Regions from separate parts of the Mus musculus genome. Here region 2 is linked to region 1. Evidence: chromatin loops called from intact Hi-C (ENCODE). Cell type or tissue: left cerebral cortex. All regions are shown on one strand. Links, peaks and the distances in the headings refer to the core of each region. The heading gives the core; the rest is flanking DNA.

Region 1 (2,817 bases), core at 217-2,716:
GCAGAGGCAGGTGGATCTCAGTGAGTTTCATGCCAGCCTGGTCTACAGAGTGAGTTCCAAGACCCGCCAGAGCTACTCAGAGAAACCCTTTCCCCAAAACCAAAACCATTCAAACAAAAGAACAGAAACAGACAGACAGACAACAAAAAGCAAGCGTTCCTAAGGAGTTTCTGAGAAGAGACCCCACTAGCACTGCTTTGCGTAAGCATTCTTACTTATTTAGACAAGGTCTCCAGGGTCTCATGTACAGATGACACCAACATCCTCATACTTACTGCTCCTGCCTTCACTACCCCTGGGCTAGGATTTCAGGCATGCACTACCATACAGGTTGGCTAAACATTCTTAAGGAAATTAATCAAGACTCCTAAAGATAAGAAAATTATAAAAGGTAGAGATGAACTACAATTCTGCTCAAGCTCACTCTGCCTTTACAGAGTGTGACCCCGCAGCTCACAGTGTTGGTCCACAATCAAGCACCACAGCTATCGTGTCTTACCTGGGGTATATCTGGCATCAGAATTTCCCCATCCTCCACCTACACGAAGGGGAGAATTATCCCACGTAGACAAGGGTGGCTTCTGACCAGTCAGCCCCGGAGGTGGGCGGGACGGAGCAGTGATGTTTTTAGGTGGCAAAGGGACTTTCCACAGCTCATGAGCCAGAGAGGTGTTTGTAACTGAACCAGGAGACCACGTCAATTTGGAATCACTATTTCTGGCTACTCAAAGGAGAAGGGGGAGAAAGAAAATAAGAAAAATTGAAGAAGGTGGGATAATGTTAGAAAGAGAAAATTCCCACAATAATATTCACTGTCCCATGAAAAGTGAGTTAAATAAACAAAAACTACCAAAACCCCTAAATCTAGGTAAAGGCCTACAGAGAAAGACAAAGAGTCCAGAGCTGGCAATCTTCCTCAGGACTTGGGCCCTCACCTGATACTGTCCTGAGACTATGCAAGCAGAGAACTGCTCTCCGAGATTACAACACAGACTATAAGATACACACGTGGACTCCTGGCCAACTGGTCCACTCAAGAGAGACACAGGCCACAGACATTTTAAGCTCATCATTTCCTCCCAGAAGAAAGGCTATAGCAGTTATTCCAAGTTAGCAAGGTGGTGCCACACAACACTCATGGGGAGAGAGGCAACTATGTCAAAGAGTGCTAAAAGACGGGAAGAGAAAGGGGTGGGAAGGTCTTCAGCAGCTCTTGAGCATTCAGACCTGAGTTATTACAAAGTACCTGGCCATTAGACCAAGGCTCCTCCAAGTGTGGCTGCAGGAAGGCTGGCCACAGCAGAGTATTCCTGAGCTGCAGCAGATGCACACTGAAGCCCAGGGCTCTAGCCTTCGAGTTCACTGCGGGGGCACAGCATCATACAGTACCTCCCACCTCCCACCTCCCACATCCTATAGAGCTATCAGTCTGGAGGATTGAGAATAAAGAGCGAGTACAAGTGGCTTTCAGAAGACTCTGGATTCAATGGTGCTTTATCACAGGGCTGAGGTGGCTTAGATGGCAGAGAGCTGTGTGCTAAATGTAGACTGCTTTTCAAAGGAGAGACATGATGTTTGCAATACTTGGATAGGATCACAAACCCTCCCCCAACAACCTGAGAAGGCAGCAGAGGGGAAGCCCCAGGCTGGCGGTTTCTGAGAGCGCCCACCTGAAGTGCTTTGTGCTGTACTGCTGAGGGGAACATTGTAGTTGGAGGCACGAATGGATGACCAGGCACTAGTTGAAGGCAGCGTGGTGTTCAAGGATGAGGATGACCCTGCAGAAGAGAGTCAATGAGCAGAGCAGGGCATGGGGTTTAGGAAGCTGCAGGGCCACAGCATCCTCAAGATAGGAGTTGAAAGCATCTGAATTAAAGATAGGGCCCAAGATAGCAGCTTCCTTTCTGCTGACTGGTTCTGCCCTGGCTCAGAATAGGCATTTCCTTCTTGATCCCCTAGAGTGTGCAGTGGCTAGATGAGCCAGGCTCTCCTTGCAGCACTAAAGAGGCTGCTTTTGCTCTAGCTCTTCACTCTGAACAGCAATGACTATGTACTGGCAAGACAGGTCATCAAGGCAGCCCGTCACAGGCAGTACCCAAGAGCCTTCAGCCTTCTCCATATTTGGGCTCTGTAGTTAACATATTCTCTTTAGTCTTGGCCTAGCCCTGACCCTCACCTGGGCACCAGGACAGTCCCTACTGTCCATTCTGCACTCCATTTAGATGCATTGACCCTTCCACTAGAAACTTGTGGTCATAGCTTTCTTTTTAAAATGTTAGCCACTGCCAGTTGTATACTTCATTTACACTTGGAATGTTGACCGGCTTCCCCAGGACAAACAGCCTGCCTGCCTGCCTGCCTGGGATTTCAAGGTTCTCACTGTGAAACGTATGTACTTTCTAAAGGGTTGTCAGGTGAAATAACCCTATGACTACCATGGGGCTGTTTTTTACCATAGGCATATGTGAATATTTTTTCCATTGTTTTGTCCTAGAAGAAAGATTAATAAAAAGTTACTGAAACACTAAAATAATTGATTTTTTTGTATGTGTGTGTAAAATATATTCTCCTTTCTATCCCTTTTAGTAATTTACAAAGAATGTAAAAGGGCTAACAGTCTTTACTGATACACAGCTTATTAAGGTAGCAAGTGTTTGTCATATCATAATGCTAAGTGAAGAATCGTGTCATTCTGAAATGGCAGAATCTACCAAAGAGCTACGTAGAGGCCATGAAAGCCAATTCAGCAGAAGATAGTAAGGCACAGGCCAGGCTGAAAAGGAGCTATAGAAAAGTTAGTTGTTTATAGAAACTGGT
Region 2 (2,817 bases), core at 17-2,516, 55 kb after region 1:
AAGCTTAGCTCAATTACTACTTTCCTTCACATTTCTTTCCAACCAATGCAGACCTCACCCTTGACCTCCAATTAAACAATATGCATGGTCTAATTATTTTAGATGTTAATCTCGCTGTTCCAGAAAGAACTAATTACTGGTGCAGGAAAAAAAAAACCAGTTCTCCTTTAACTGTCCTCCCTGGCACAGAGGGTCTTAATTAGACAACAATCCCTGCTTCCTTCCCTTCCTAAGCCACTGTAACTGTACTCCTTTCACTTTTCCCACCCACACACTATTGCTTCAAAGACCAGATCAAAGGAGCCCTTCTTAAGCACAGCTTGTAGTGCAGAGTTTGGGGGTTCATGTCGAGAAATGAAGAACTTAAACTCCAGATCCAGCAGCAGCTTGTGTGGCCTTAAAACCATATTTAACATCTCATAAGCCTCTATCCTGTAACTAATGAAGTCCAACTGCACATCCCTGAAAAAGTTGTTGTGAAGATTAGATTATGTAAAACAGATAAAGTACTAACTGAAGGCACAGAGCAAGTGTACACTAATCATTAGCTACATGAAACTCACTGCAAGACACTGAGTGATAGGTAGGATAGAAAGAAGGCTGAGCAGGACTATAGACAAAATGTTACTGAATACAAAACACAACTCTGAAAGCACAATACAGCATCTGATGCACCCCAAAGCAACAGCTAACACCCCCAGATTCTAAGTCAAATACCACATACCAAAAACACATAACACTATTACAGGAAGAATATAGATTTATAGCCATTAGAAACACAAACACACTGGGTGTGGTGGCACACCTCTCTAATCCCCAGCACTCTGGTCTCTTGCAAGCCAGCCTGGTCTCCACAGCAAGTTTCAGGACAGCCAAGACTACACAGCGAAACCTTGTCTTAGAAAAAGAAAAAAAAAAAAGACAGACAGACAGACAACAAGAAGTCCAACCTATCAAAGGATTCATCTCAAGAATGGAAGGTTGGTTAAACATACAAATATCAGTGTACTACAATGTTAAAAGAATGAAGCCAGTTACTGATGGCATCAGTATACAAGAGCAGTAGTCACAAAAATTCAAAACACTATCACTAAGAAAAGCAATCAGGGCTGGAGAGATGGCTCAGTGGTTATAAGCACTGACCGCTCTTCCAGAGGACCTGAGTTCATTTCCCAGCAACCACATGGTGGCTCACGACCATCTGTAATGAGATCTGATGCCCTCTTCTGGTGTGTCTGAAGACAGCTACAGTATACTCATACATATTAAATATTTTTTAAAAAAGAGAAAGAGAGAGAAAGAAAAGCACTCAAACTGGATGTAGAAGAAAACTTCATTAAACAGACATAGGGTAGTTACAGAAAAGCCCACAGCTTACATCAGTGGTAACAAATGATTAACATGACCAGTCTTAACATTCTTTTTCAATACTATTATGAAACAGACAAAAACAACAGGGGCTAGAGATATGGCACAGTGGTTAAGAAAACCAGCTGTTCTTTAGAGGACTCATGTTTGGTGGCAGCTCACAACCATCTCTAACTCCAGTTCCAGGAGATCCAACACCTTCTTCTGCCTTCACGGGCAGACATACATACAGGCAAAACAGCCACACACACACAGAATTAAATAAACAAACAAATTACAACAATACTAAGTCTTAAGTGAAATGGAAGGAGACCTCGGTCAATAGGTCCAACACAGCAAGATCAGAAAGGAGGATGTAAACCTATCTGAATTCACTGACAGCGGGAACTGGGGATAGCTGGGTGGAGTATATGCTCAATATGATTATTTAAGCTCCTGGTTTCTATCTCTTTTACCAACTAATGCAGTAGACAATTCCATTTCTAATAGCATCAAAACCACAGAATACTCAGGAATGAATTTTTAAAAAGAAGTACAAATTATGTACTTAAAACATAGTACATCTTTGAAAAAAATTAAAAGCCTAAATAACTAGAAAGTATTTATGAATAAAGATATAAAAATAAAGAATAATGTCATTAAAATATTATCTAAGCTGATCTACAAACTGTTCTTATCCAAAGCTCAACTTTTTCATTAAAACAGACAAGTGATGCTAAAATTCACATAGAAACACCAGGGGACCAACACAACCCTGAAAATGAGAACGGAGGTGGGGGTGGGGGGAGACAGACCCCTGGTACTGGTTTCAAGCCTAACTACAAAACTAATGAAGACAGGATGGCCAACAGACCAAATAACAGATTCCTGAGGTAATGCCCTGCAACTGACCTTCAAGGATACCAGAGAAACCATCTTTTCAACAAATGGGGCCAAACAACTGTAAAGTTCCAAGAATGAGACTGGTGCCCTCACAACCATATACAAAAAATAACAGACCTAAATGTAAAATCCATAAAACTGTTAGAAAACAAAGGAATTTTTGCAACCTTGGAGGAAAAAAAAAGGGAAGGGGGGATTTTTCCAACCTTGGAACTAATATCAAAAGCACAAGCCACAAAACCATCACAGGTAAACTATCTGTGTTTCAAGGGACCAACAAAAAGGTGAAAAGAGCAGAGAGAATAAGAGAAAATACTTGTAAATCATATATAAAATTAAGAACTCTCAACTCAACAATACAAAATAACACACACACACACACACACACACACACACACACACACACAGGACTGATGTGGTGATGCACACTCACCCCGCATGTGGTGAGAAGCAGCAAAGGGAGGGAGGAGTCCCAAGTCAGTCCTCAGCTACCTATCAAGTTTGCAGTTTCAAAAAAAGCAAAAACCAAGCCACTTAAAAATTTAAAACCAAAAAAAAGAGGTTTAA

Evidence for each region. Peaks named below come from ENCODE experiments on the same cell type or tissue, not always from the same donor. Only the 100,000 strongest peaks of a DNase experiment are listed, where the experiment ranks them.
Region 2: a loop joins it to region 1, with 5 times the contacts of the local background. A loop is called at or near these places in 3 of 42 quality-filtered maps.

What each region holds. Positions count from the first base shown.
Region 1 is chr7:123,187,749-123,190,565 of GRCm38, reverse strand. It overlaps Tnrc6a (trinucleotide repeat containing 6a), which reads right to left. Exons shown (of 24, transcript NM_144925.3): 20 at 1,671-1,778; 21 at 500-721. Among named protein-coding and RNA genes, the nearest start is that of Slc5a11, 26 kb to the left of the region's middle. In left cerebral cortex, for the core only: no CTCF peak of the experiment used is centred there; DNase peaks (open chromatin) are centred at 1,469 and 1,589.
Region 2 is chr7:123,132,464-123,135,280 of GRCm38, reverse strand. The region is part of intron 2 of Tnrc6a (trinucleotide repeat containing 6a); the gene reads right to left. Among named protein-coding and RNA genes, the nearest start is that of Tnrc6a, 10 kb to the right of the region's middle. In left cerebral cortex, for the core only: a CTCF peak has its summit at 1,237 (motif pointing left); no DNase peak of the experiment used is centred there.